Linked DNA regions of Homo sapiens: region 1 is linked to region 2. The links are chromatin contacts, found by Hi-C or POLR2A ChIA-PET in ENCODE. All regions are on one chromosome and are shown on one strand. The core of a region is the stretch at or near the end of the contact, and the rest is flanking DNA. Distances in the headings are between cores, read along the strand shown. Region 1 overlaps MYO1B (myosin IB). Region 2 overlaps MYO1B-AS1 (MYO1B antisense RNA 1).

Region 1 (7,113 bases), core at 1,824-4,323, 37 kb after region 2:
TTTCTTCTTTCATTGCCTGCTAAGTACTGTTTGTATACCAGTAGCATGGGTCAGAGTGGGAGGTTGTCAACAGAAGAGTCCAGCATGTATCCATGATGGACTCTCGATCAACTTTATATGATTAACTCATATAAAACAGCCCTGTATGGAAGCTGAGGCTGCCTCTTCCTAGCCACAGGATATTGACCTACTTTCCCCTTCTTATCTGCTTGCAAAATATTTGTTGTACTTAGTGTGTTCTCCCTGTCACAACGAATGTTTGTCTCTCTCTTTCATATGAACTGAAGGCTAAAGTGCTAGTTAAATCAGTGGAAAAAGCAATGGAGAAGAAAAGTTGGTAAGCAGTTTTAATTTCTAAACCAGAGGGGCCTTATAATTTTGTCATTTAAAAAGAACTCTAGTTTTTCTACCCACCTATTGAGAGACAGACGTAAGGGTAGAAATGTAAATTTTAAGTTTTGATGATTTATAATATAATAATGTATTTTGAAAGCCCCTTTTTTGATAAACTACTTGTAGAAGGAAGTTAACTTTTCTTAATCGGGTTTCTACAAGGTAGTTCACTATTGTATGTTTTATTTCTTACCAAAACTTTTCTTGGGAAAATTTGTTTTATTGCTCCATACGTGGTCAAGGTAATTAACTTTAAAAATGGATTTTCCTATAGCTTTACAGGTTATTAACATGTGCTGTATTCAAGGAGAAAAAACTGTGTGTGGGGGTGTTGTCAGTATGTCTCCTTATATAAATATATGAAGTAACTGCTGTATCCTGTAGAATATTTGGAAATTAGCAGAACTATTCAAATTTAGTTAACATTTATAAATGTGAATTTTATAAACAAAAATTTCAGTAAACATTTTATTTGTGACTTAAAAATGATTAGTTATGGCATGTCTTATAGGTTGATTTGTTTGTAGTGTCTTTTGTTCTTCATAAATACTTCAGAATGTATTTAAGGATATGTAAGAATTATGGTGCCTTTGATTTTAAAAGGAATGCTTCCAACATTAGAAAAACCAGAAATTGACCTAGAAAATGTTTCCAAATTCTAATATAATTGTTGATTTTAATCAGTGTAGGTGAAATAACCCACTGCAGCAGTTTAGCTATTTTCTTTAAAAATTATTTCTCAATTTACATTATCAGTGTCTTTTTTGGAACATCTTAGCTATTTTTGTTTGATCAATTCTCAACTAATAAACATTCATGAAATCCTAATGTAAATGTATAAATATCTCTGCCTTTGTTTACATAGTTTATTGGACTTTATTTTAGTGGATTACTGCTTGAGGAAGCTTCTGAATTTTTATTATTCTAAAAAACTTTTTTAAACCTTGAGTATGAAGGCATTACCAAAGCTTCACTGTTGAGTGATGCATATTTTTTCCCCTCCTTTACATGTAGATTACTTAATTTGTAATCTTTAGACTTTTTTTTTTTTGCTTTCCTAACTAGGTGAATTTTTAAAAGTAGCCAGTTCCATTTTGTAGCTAACCATGTATTGTAAACACACAGAAAACATGCTCAAATGTGCCTTGATGGCCTAACTTACCTGGTTATTCTGTGCATCTTTCTGTGCTGTGTATGGTTGCACTCTTAATATATTTTATTTTGGTTATGAGATCAGAATAAAGAGAGCTGCTTTCCTTTGCCTCTGAGTAATGTCACTGAGAGAGATTCTTGTGGTCTGGCATTTGCTGGCTTTTTGGTTTTTAACATTCTCTATAACCAGATCTAGGATGCATGCTCATCCCAGAATGAGCAAACTCAGTCTTTCCAGAGTTGAGCCTTGTTTTTTTTTGTTGAATCAACAGCGTTGGAAGCTGGGACAAGATCCTAGGAGATGATGTGTTATACGCTTTGTGAGGAAACTGAGGCTTGAAGGTGGCAGTGTGCCCAGTGTCTCACTGTGAGCTAGCTGCAGAGCTGGGCCTGCAACTTGGATCTTGTGGATGTTTTTTCCAGAACCACTGCAGTAGTCGTTGTAACCTATGATCTGTTGCAGAATGCCAAAGCTGTTGTTTTCTGGAGGGATAATTTTCTTCCTTAACCTACAAACAAGAATAGTGCACTAAATTCAGTACATTTCTCTCCATTGTCACTAAAAGAGCCTGAACGATGGGAAGGCCCCTGTTTTTTTTTTTTTTTTTTTAAAGAAGGCCATTCTGCCATAGTGTATCCCAGGCTGTTTTATGTGAGTGTCTTTGTTCAGAACCAATCCGGAGTGGCCTCCAAAACTAATGGGTAGAGGAAACCCTATGTGAGTGCCTACCAGGTGCAAATCACTGTATTTTTAATTATAATGAAGGTGTACCTTGAGTGATTGCATGATCCGATCAGGCATAAAGAGAACAGAGGAATGAATCTACAAGTGGTGTAAGACTTTGTTGAGGATCTTAGCACATGGAATGAGATTGAGACCCTCTGATTAATAAGCTGATTCATTTGGAAGGGAAGTTGGTTTTCCTCTGGTGGCTATATTCAATTCAGTAATCACCAGTCTTTCTTGGCGTCTGTGCACCCACCAGGAACAAATCAGAGTCGGGTGTGCCAGTTATATTTGAACAGTTTTACGTTCACTTAGGGGTTCCGGGGTCTCAGGTTTGCCAATCTAAACACATTGACTTCTTGGAATTTTTAAAATCTGCCTCGAAGGAACGCATTGAAAAGTCCGTGCGTTATAATTAGCATGTTCCCCTGTACAGCTGAGTTTGTGTTTCTGGATGTAACAGCGGTTTATAGTTTTTGGCTGCCTCGTCCCTCAGGAATTTGTAGCCTTTTTTCAGACGTTAGCTCATTAATTCTCCAGTCATTGTGAGCTGTATAGCATGACGACCGGTTCCCCTACAGCTGGGCTGCATGCTGCCCATTCTGGACCTTCTAGGGTTGTGGCAGGTGGGGGGTCCATGTTGAGGGGGTGGAGAGGGAGGCAGGGCATGACTTTCAGACCCAGCCTTGGAGTGGGGTGTGTGCTCTCTGAAGTTGACCTGCCCTTTGGCAGCCATTCCTGCCATGACTCTGTAGAGCTTCCTCCGGGAAATGACTGTAGGGACAGTGGTGTTGGCTGCATTTCCTCCTTAGGGTGTTAAACCTCATGTAAGATCAACTGCAAATGAGGTAACTCACTAGGTTAGTTACCTGGACACACCTGCTAGGAGACAGGACAGAAGAGTAGGTAAGCTCTTCAGGGTGAGAAGAAGAAAGGGGCATTGGAGAGGGAGAAATTCATCTAATGAGTTTGCTCTCTCAGTCAGGCTACATAACAGCCCTGTGGAATAGATATTGTCATCCCTGAGTTTTTAGATTAGAAATTTGAATTCCAGAGATGAATTCCTTTGGATTCCAGCCTGGGTCTGTGGCTCCACAGCCTGTGCCGTACCACAATGGGGTGGATCGAAAGGATCCTTGGTGGTAAACTATTGCTGCAAGCCTTCTGTAATATAGAAGCAAAAACTCTTTGAAAAATGGTGCAGTGTTGTGAAGAGCTTGGTGATTTAGGAATTAGACTGAAGGGTATATGTAATAGAATAGGTGTGAAAGACCATTTTCAGACCCGTCAGAAAAGCTTCATCCTCGCCCTGGCTCTTCTAGAAACCAGCTGGCTCCACCGCCTTCTTTTTTAAAGGAAGGTTTTGCCTGGGATTCTAAGGTCTCTCTCCTTGCTCTTTAATTATAAACAAAGGCACTTAGAAATTTTGCCCTTACGTCACAAGTGAGAGTTGGTAACTGGTAATCCAAAACCTTCCATGTTGTTATAGCAGCCGCTGTTATTTTTGACTCAATTTCTTCTAATTAGTCTAGATGGTATATTTTGTCATTCTCACTTTACACAGTTGGGAAAAAACTTTTTTCCCTCTCGTCAGTTTGCAAATTGTAAGGTTCTAGATGCTGTCTTTCAGTCCTTAATCACTGGCCTGTGCCTGGGATTGAGGGTGGTTGATTAAGGGTATCTCCTTGTTGATGACTTTTATTGATGTAAGGCCAGCTTTTCTATACTCAGACAGAAACAGACCTTGATCTTGGTGGTGCCTGTCCCTCTCTGCCTATGCAGAGACAAAACCTAGGGTGTTAACCCTTAGATAACCAGAATGTTGAATTAATAGCCCCTCCCACTCACAGCTTTTTAAGGTTGGAGTCAGGTATGGCAAATGGGCTTCCATTTGCTTTTATCCATTTGTTTGTTTTCACTTCCTGTTTAAATCTATTGGATTTCTTCATTGCCTGGTAATTTCATGTCCTTTGTATTAGCCAGAATTTGAACACAAGTCAACAACATACTATATGGAAATTGCCCAGTAGTTGTGCCTATTTCTTCCATAATCCAAGATTTTAACAAAAGCCCTCCTACTAGCATTCCATTAGACATTTTCAGCAGAAAGCTTTAGAGAAAATGAGGTGAGGGGTTTCTCAATATATAGTTGGCTTTCACAGTGAATTTAAGGATTGGAAAATGAGAGAATTATAATTGGTGAGGTAAATGCCATGAATAGACACACCTTATATAAATATCTTTAAGCAAGTGTGTAGGTAGGAATGAAAATCAGCCATCACCTAAGTCTTTCCACAAATGCATGTCGGGGCACTCACTTTCTCCAATGCTTTAGGGAGCCCTGCAGGGCACCCCGTGTGGTTCTGTGTGGCCCACCAGCCCCATCACCTTTGAGAATAATGCTGCTTGAGTAAATTGTCCTATAGAATCCAGTTTTCACCCAGTTTGCGTTTTTGGTTGGTAAATACTAAGGAAGTGTCTTGTCCTTTGGTTTCTAACTTTAATCCTTCATGAGGACATTCCTGGTGTGTCATCGAGGCTCTCTGATGGTCCTTTGCCAGTTATGACCTGGAGTGGAAGGGTAGCGATGATGGAAACCGTCCTGGACAGAAGAATGGGCTGTGCCTGTCTAATATGCATTTATTTATTCATTTTCTTTCTACACACCAGAGCCCTGTGTGTCAGCCACGCTGTTAGGCATGGGGCTTGTGCACATTGAGAACTTAAACCTCCCTTCTCCAGGGGAAGAGCAGACAAACAAACTCACAATTGTGAGGGAAGGGAAGTATTTTGGCATATTGGTCTGATTGAGCTGCTGTAACAAGATACCATGGACCGGGTGGCTTAAAGAACAGACATTTATTTCTCACAGTTCTGGAGGCTGCGGAGTGGGAGATCAAGTTGTTGGTAGATTCAGTTTCTGGTGAGGGTCCTCTTCCTGGCTTGCAGATGGCTGCCTTTTTGATGTGTCTTCACACTACAGAGAAAGAGCGAACCCTGGTTTCTTTTTTTCTTATAAGGACACCAATCTCTTCATGGGGGCCTCACCCTCCTGACTGCATCTAAACCAAATTACTTTCCAAAGGACCCACCTCCAAATATCATCATACTGGGGGCTAGGGCTTCAACATAATAGATTTTGGGAGGACGCAAGCATTCAGTCCGTAAGATTTGGCTTGCTCACAGCATGTCTCCTATGAGGAATGGTTATTGACACTGGTTTAAGTTGGGGGGTATTTATGTCTGACAAGAGGCTCAGTGGAACCTCTCGAGGGCCTACAGCTAGAACCACTCTGGGCAGCAAAGGCAGCTGTTCTGTCTGCCTGCCATGGTCTGTCACCATGCTTCATTCTTCTCTTCAGATAGGCTTCCTCTGGAGGAGTCTGGGAAGGTTCACCCGCATGATAGCTGTTCCCTGGATCTCTATGAGCTCCATGCTCTGCTGCCCACAGCCACCTGACTGTGGTGTCTGTGTCCTGCTGGCAGATCTTTGGAAGCTTTGTTTGGGCTGGTGTATACCCACCACTCAGTTAGCTGTGGTCTGGCTGAAGGTGCTGTGGCAGGCCTTGGCATCTTTGTGTGTGTGTAAGTGGGGACTGTGCAGGGGAGAGATTGGACTAAGGAGAAAGGCTGTGGAATCATGTGTTCTCTGCTAAGGAATTTCTTTTTTAACTTGGTAAAATATACATAACATAAAATCTACCATTTTAACCTTTTTTAAGTGTACAGTTTAGTCACATTAAGTGCACTCCCACTGCTGTGCCGCCATCACCACTATCTCTAGAGATTTTTCATTATCCCAAACTAAAACTGTAGCCGTTAAATAGCACCTCCTCATTACTCTCTCCTCCCAGCCCCTGGTAACCACCATTCTTTTTGTCTCTATGAATTTGACTTTTCTGTGTACCTTATATAAGTGGGATCGTATATTTCTACTCTTGGGACTGGCTTATTTCACATAACTTAGTGCCCTCAAGGTTCGTTGATGTAGCATGTATCAGGATTTCCTTCCTTTTTAAGGCTGAGTAATGTTCCATTTTGTGTATGTACCATATTTTGTTTATCCATTCATCCATTGATGGACACTTGGGTTACTTATACCCTTTGGCTGTTGTGAATGATGCTGCTATGAACATGGGTGTACCAACATCTGTTTGAGTGCCTTCTTTCACTTCTTTTAGGTATATACCCAGAGGTGGAATTTCTCGGTTACGTAGGGAGTCTGTGTTTAATTTGTTGGAGGCTCTGCTAAAGAATCATAATGCTGGCTGAAAGGCACTGGAGAGTTATTGAAGGGTTTGAAGCAGGTTATGCCTAATCAGATTGTGATTTGAAAAAGTAACTTGGGTGGTGTGGGCTGGGGAAAAGGAAAGGGCTGGCAAGGCTGTGGTGGCGAGACAAGGCAGAGAGACCCCTTAGAAAGCTCTTGAGGGGAAGGGATAGAAGTGAGCTTAATCAAGGTGATACAGTCAGTGAGACAGATTGGATATGTGGGAAGGAAGGAAGAGACAGGGAGAAGCCAAGGATGAGAACCTGGATGGATCAATTGTTATTTTGTGGAATTTAGAGGGAGTAAGATTTTTCTTGTTTTGTTTTTTATATTTTGGTGTGGGATGATTGATACAAATTTTGGAAATGTGTTGAGCTGTTAGACACAGCCAAGTGGTAGAGATGATTGGTAGGCAGGCTGTCGATAATATGGGTTGCTAATTTGGGGTAAAGGAGAAGGTAAGAATAAAGGAGCAGATGGCCATGCAATTTGGCTGAATTTAAAAGTGGTGGGGGCATTATGGATGCAGCGCCACAATTTCAGCTCCTGAGGAATGATGTCACATTCCTAC
Region 2 (6,340 bases), core at 927-3,426:
ATTTTCACTAACATTCCTGTAACAATAATAACCTAAAACACATTAAGTAGAAAAACTACTTCCATCTAGTGAAAGTATCTTCTGATGTACTAATAAGAATTATATGTGAACTATATGGTAAATTTTTAGGCCAATTAATCATAAAGGTAGTTGGTGCCTGCTCAGGAGTGCTTTCTGTAGTAAAACAGGCAGCCCTTCCCTGGAAAAATACTTTGAGAAATACTAACATTGTGGAACTTTGTTCTGGAACTGAGAACAGGATTTCTCCGGCTGCAACTTTTGGAGGGAGATGATGTTTGAAGGGACGAAATGAGAAGTGGAGTGCACTAAGAATGGCAGGTAATGCCTTCATTACACGCAAATAGTAGGCACTCATTAGATGTTTGATGAATTACATGTTGGAGAATGTTACTAGCGTTGTGTTTAGAGCCATTAGGGATACTCCAGAAGTAATGAGAATCATTTAATTCCCTTAGCTGTGAGTTTATCACTTCTTTCCTTCATTCATTTCATAAGTATTTATTGATGCTTACCATGTGCCAGGGTCCATCCCTGGGGCTGAGAATACACTATGAACGTCACGGACACTGGAGCTTATGGAGCCGACAGGCTAAAAGGTAGAGAGAAACAGGCCAGGCGTGGTGGCTCATGCCTGTAATCCCAGCAATTTGGGAGGCTGAGGCAGGTGGATCACTTGAGATCAGGAGTTCGAGACCAGCTCGGCCTATGTGGTGAAACCCTGTCTCTACCAAAAATATAAAAAATTAGCTGGGCGTGGTGGCAGGTGCCTGTAATCCCAGATACTCAGAAAGCTGAGGCAGGAGAATTGCTTGAACCTGGGAGGTGGAGGTTGCAGTAAGCCAAGATGGCGCCATGCACTCCACCCCGGGCAACACAGCAAGACTCCGTCTCAAAAAAAAAAAAAAAAAAAAAGGTAGAGAGGAGCAAAACAAAACAAAAAAGCACAATCATAAGCTAGTCAATAACCACAAGTAGTACAAATCTTCCTGGCTCTGGTCCTGTCTGCACTGAGATTAGGACCTGCACAATGTGAGAAGCAACAAAGAAGGCTTCTCTTGGGAGCTCTGCCCACCCTGTTCCCTGTCTTATGGGGCTGACCGGCCCAACCTTCAACATCTGAAGCACTCAGTTAAAAAATGAGATTTAGAAGAGGACCACAGCACTGGGTGCGGGAGGGGGGGGACCTGTCAGGATAATAAACACATGTTTTATGCTTCTGTTGAAAATACTCATTTAGGTGTATTAGGTTTTAGTTATACTTGGCCATATCTGCTATCAGAATAATCAGACAATTTAAAGTGAATTGGTTTCCTTGAGAACAATGGATTTATGACTGGTTCTGTAGAACAGTGATGATCATACAGTTCTCCTGACTTTCCTCTCTCCCCTCCTCCCCACCCTTTATCATCACTCTCCTCTGTTTTGCCTTATATAGTTTAGTGAAAAAACAAAGTCTGGAGTCGACATTTTCAATAAGCTTAGCCCATCTTATTCTCAGATATAGATAACTTCCACTTCATTTGTGGTTCTGTTAAAAGGGTGCCGTATTCCTCTAATTTTCTATGTTAAAGTGTAATAATTTGCTTTTGATATATAAGGTTTCTTTACCATGCAGAAGGAGGAAGCTTAAGTTTGGCTGCATCTATTCCCTGTGGTCCTGGTTAGGCATGCCCTTTGGGTATTATATATGTATGTTGAGGGAAGTCCCCGAGCAAGGGATTGCTTGAAACACTCTGAAGAGGTTTAAAATTAATTTTAACATTGCACCACATATTGGAGGACATAGGACATACTTTTTTTTTTTTTTTTTTGAGACAGGATCTCACTCTTTCACCCAGGCTGGAGTGCAGTGGCACCATCTCAGCTCACTGCAACCTCTGCCACCCCAAGATGATTAAAATCAGATGCCTAAAATCTGACTTTAGGCATTAGATTTTAAATGTCTGTGCTGTTGAACTGGAATTCACACTTAGGATTCAGATGTTTGGATATTATTGCACAGCCTGTGTTGAACCTATTTTGCAAGTGGATCCATTGTTGCATGTGTGAACCATTGTTACCTCTCCTATTAACCGGTGTGACCAGATCCTGAAGAACATGGGTATGGGATGGAGCCAATCTGGCAGCACTTGGGGATGGCTTGCTTATTCCTTGTTACTCCCCTGGGCAGGATCATGCAGAGTCGGATGATAGCAGAAAAGCCAGGCAGCTGTAGGAGAGCAATGCCAGGTGGCCCAGTTCCATGCCAGACAGGCGGAAGAAATGCTGTTGGAGCACACTAGGGTACAACTCCAGGCCACACAACGTAGGCGTGGCAGGCCGGAGAACACCAAGAGCAACAGACTTCTCAATTAGAAAGGAGGTGGCTCTTGTGAAAGAAATGTGTCTGTTTGTCTGTGAATTAATAATCAGGACAGAATGTCAGTTGTTACAATCAAAAGCTGTGGCTCAAATTAAAGAAAGGCCTTCACACAATGTAGAAAGAAGACTTTTGACACTTACTAAAGTGCATTGTTAACATGGCCCCTAGAATAAAATACCTCTGCTGGGCACAGTGGCTCATGCCTCTAATCCCAGCACTTTAGGAGGCCGAGGCAGGTGGATCACCTGAGGTCAGGATTTCGAGACCAGCCTGGCCAACATGGTGAAACCTCGTCTCTACTAAAAATACAAAAAAATTAGCTGGGCATGGTGAGAGGCGTCTGTAATCCCATCTACTCGGGAGGCTGAGGCAGGAGAACTGCTTGAACCTGGGAGGCGGAGGTTGCAGTGAGCCGAGATGGCACCATTGCACTCCGGGCTTGGGTGACAGAGTGAGACTCTGTCTCAAAACAAAACAAAATAAAAGAATAAAATGTCTATACACTCTGAAGAGATTTAAAATTAATTTTAACATTGCACCAAATATTGGAGGACATAAGATGTATTCACCTTTTTATAAAATTTTTTTGAGACAGGGTCTCACTTGTTTGCCCAGGCTGGAATGCAGTGGCACAATCTCAGCTCACTGCAACCTCTGCCTCCCTGGTTCAAGTTATCCTTCCACCTCAGCCCTGCAAGTAGCTAGGACCAAAGATGCTCACCACCATGCCTGGCTAATGTTTGTATATTTTGTAGAGATGGGGTTTCACCATGTTCCCCAGGCTGGTCTCGAGCTCCTGAGCTCAAGCGATCTGCCCACCTCAGCCTCCCAAAGTGCTGGGATTACACCGTGCCTGGCCATATTCACCTTTTAACTGCATATTCCTGTCATTTTTTAAAATTCCAGCGTTCTGTGATACAGTAGTTATCTAATGATTGTCTGGATGGTTCTGTCTCAGGGTCTCTCATGAGCCTGCATTTGAGCCCTGGACTGGGGGTGCAGTCATTTGAACGTTTGTCTGAATGCTTCTGAGATGGCTCACTTAACACGGCTGCTGGCAGGAGGCCTCAGTTCCGTACCACATGAACGTCTCCAAGGGTTGCCTTAGTATCTTCACAACATGGCGTCTGGTTTTTCCCAGAACAAGTGATCCAAAGAGCCAGAAGCCACCATGTGTTTTATTACTAATCATGAAGACACACACACACACCACCACTTCTGTCATATTTTAGAAGTGAGTCATTAGGCTAGCCCACACTTAAGTGATGGGTGGGAATTAGGTTCTATCTTTTGGAGGAAAAACTGTTGAAGAATTTGTGGACACATTTTAAAACCTCCACATATAGTATTCATCTAGGATGTCAGGAAATGTGGTGTAGTCAAGACTGGGTACAAGAATTATGAGACCCAGAGCAAAATAAAAACGCAGGACCCCTCTTTAAGAGTTTCCAGACAGTGGTAACAGAGCATTAATCCAAGTGTGGGTCTTTTGAGGCATTGGGCCCCGTGCTATGGCCCAGGTGCCACCCCAAGAAGCCAGCTCTAGCTATAGTGGTTAAGGGCATGAGCTTTGAAATTACGAGTTTGAGTCCCAGCATACAAATTTGAGTCCCACTGCATACAAATTATGTAACTCTTGGGAAATTAATCTAGCTGAAACTCAACTTCCATTTCTCTAAAAGGGGTATGATTAATTTATCTATCACTTCGGATTCTTGTGAGCATTAAATGAAGTCAGTATTGTGCCTGGCTTATTATTGTAGGCATTTAATAACTTGTCAATATTATAATGATTACCTTTAAGGAGCTTTAGTGGTAGAGAAGAAAAAAGGATTGAACTGATAACTCAGATTGGTGATTTAGCGGATTATCATAAACTCCTTAAAGTGGGAATAGCACCTTGTGCTCTCTGCAGTACCAACATCTCTTTGAATTAGCATGGATTCATGCATTCATGAATTTGAAAAATATGGCCTGCAAGCTACAACGAAAATGGCTAAGAAGATGTATTTCAGAAATGGCACATTTTCAGCATTCTAAAAGGTAGGACCAAAGCGACTATTTTAAGAAAATCCACATAAGAAGATCAATATTTCATTGGCTGTTGTAATATTAGGCATTTATCAGCACATTAGAAATGGTTGCCATGAACTACTTTCTATTAATAACTTGGTTGAGACTGAATATTAAACGGGAAACTTCTCATAGCAATATTCTCTTTGGGTGGCTCAAACAACAAAAACAAAAACTATTCCTGGATGAAGTCTTCATACTGGCAAAATTATTTCATGAAACACTTTATAGCTTCAGACAGGCCTCTGCTTCCTTTCTTATGCTGCTGAGCACAGCTCAGTAAAAGCCAGCAACAATCCTATGTCATTTGTACAAACTCCTCAGCCACAGCTCAGGTATGCCAGGGCGGGCGCTCTAGCAATCCCACTTTGAAGGTTCTATTTCAAACCAGATAACTGGCCTTTTAAAAGTTGATTGTTTTCATAAGGACTTTCTTCTATTAAGCTCTTAACCAAAGCATATTGCTGGGCCAAGACATCTTTAATCATCTGGCAAAATCCCATGCACCAGCCCATGAAGTAGAGTCCATGGAACCCAGGAAGTATAGTATGGGCTTTGAATTACTACTGACCTGCTGGGAGAGTTAATGCAGGTTCCAAAGGTGCTGCACCTGCCTCTTCTGAAAAGATGGTCTCATCAAAGATTTGAGTAAGGAAAGCAGGCAGAGGTGCTGGTTATTTATCTGGATGAGCAGCCAAACAGGAAACATTAAGAAATATAGCAAGAGTTGGGTTCTTTTCACAAACACATTAACATCAGAAAAATAAACAAGCCAACTTAAGTGTGATTAGAGGTTTTTTTCCCCCTTAACTCTAGGCGGCGTTGTGTTCTTAGCAATAGTCTTCTTTTTCTCAAAGAACTTTATTTATTCCCCAATCCAAAATTAGTTCCTTAATTTGAAACAGCCATAAACAAACATTACTAAAGAAATCCCTTGGGCTCTTTTCTCCCACACCCTATCCCCCCACACACATTTTTTCTGCTGCTTTGTTTGTTCTCAGTTCTTTTTCCCTTTGTGCTGAACAGAAGGGCCTGCAGTGATTTGGCTTTCTGAAATCCCTTCATAAGTTTCTTGAAAGATATTTAAATTCCATTTTGACAGGAGAGAATTAAATTCACATTAATTTCCATCAATAATGAATTCAATCTAAACAAACTTCAGTAACATCAAATTACGGATTTTAGTTCTCTACTGGTTCCTAAGGTTGCTTGCAGCTCTCTAATTCTTTTATCGGCCTATTCTAGCCTACTGCTGTTCCTGGAGTATGAATGGAGCCTCTAATCAGAGCAGCTGTCCCAGCAACCTTGGAGAGATTCCCTTGCACCTTTTCCTCCACTACTCCTCTTCTCATTTTCTTCTTTATTTTCAATCTTTGCCAACCCCCTTTTTCCTCCCTGTCTTTCTTTGTTTCACCTCCATTTCCCACTCCATATCAATGAAGAATCCCATAGTGATTTGGCTTTCCTCTTCAAACCCATCCCAACATCATCTTCATAAAAGGGAATGTGCTGGTGATGTCCCTGGTTGCTCTGGCCTTTCCCCTGCTCTGCTGTCTATCACAGGGGACTGCATTTTCCAGTTCCCTTGCCCTCTGGCTTCCACATAGGCTGAACCAAAGGGAAGCATAAACAGAAGACTGGAGAGTGGGAAGAGGGAGGAAGCCAGGGAATTTCACCTCCTCTCTGCCTGTTTTGATGGTGTCTCTGGCAGTGGCTGCTTCTCCTCTATGATTTTAGCTGCTGGCGAACAGCCCCTCCCTTCATTGTCTCAGCATCTGTCAGGAATGCCCCGCACTGTGCTTCTGACTTCTCCTATCTTCCAGGCTTTGGTAACACCATCTTCTCCCTGAGTTTCTCCAGCCCTGGGGGAGTTAGTGGCTTCTG

The links. A loop is a pair of places that touch in the nucleus more often than their neighbours do. ChIA-PET counts read pairs that join two places held with the same protein, here RNA polymerase II (POLR2A).
Region 1: a loop to region 2 is called in a map of endothelial cell of hepatic sinusoid, with 5 times the contacts of the local background. The contact joins two enhancer-like sites. A Hi-C loop is called at or near these places in 1 of 168 maps with a recorded cell type or tissue (endothelial cell of hepatic sinusoid). POLR2A ChIA-PET finds 5 or more read pairs at or near these places in 4 of 52 experiments (Caco-2, RWPE1, T-cell and 1 more).

Annotation. Positions count from the first base shown.
Region 1 is chr2:191,263,052-191,270,164 of GRCh38, forward strand. The region is part of intron 1 of MYO1B (myosin IB); the gene reads left to right. Among named protein-coding and RNA genes, the nearest start is that of MYO1B-AS1, 20 kb to the left of the region's middle. Within about 2 kb of position 3,074, at least 2 of the 41 ENCODE cell types and tissues checked have a DNase peak (open chromatin) inside an H3K27ac peak, as active enhancers do.
Region 2 is chr2:191,226,840-191,233,179 of GRCh38, forward strand. It overlaps MYO1B-AS1 (MYO1B antisense RNA 1), which reads right to left. Exons shown (of 4, transcript NR_186085.1): 3 at 5,028-5,138; 4 at 2,326-2,415. Among named protein-coding and RNA genes, the nearest start is that of MYO1B, 15 kb to the right of the region's middle. Within about 2 kb of position 2,177, at least 4 of the 41 ENCODE cell types and tissues checked have a DNase peak (open chromatin) inside an H3K27ac peak, as active enhancers do.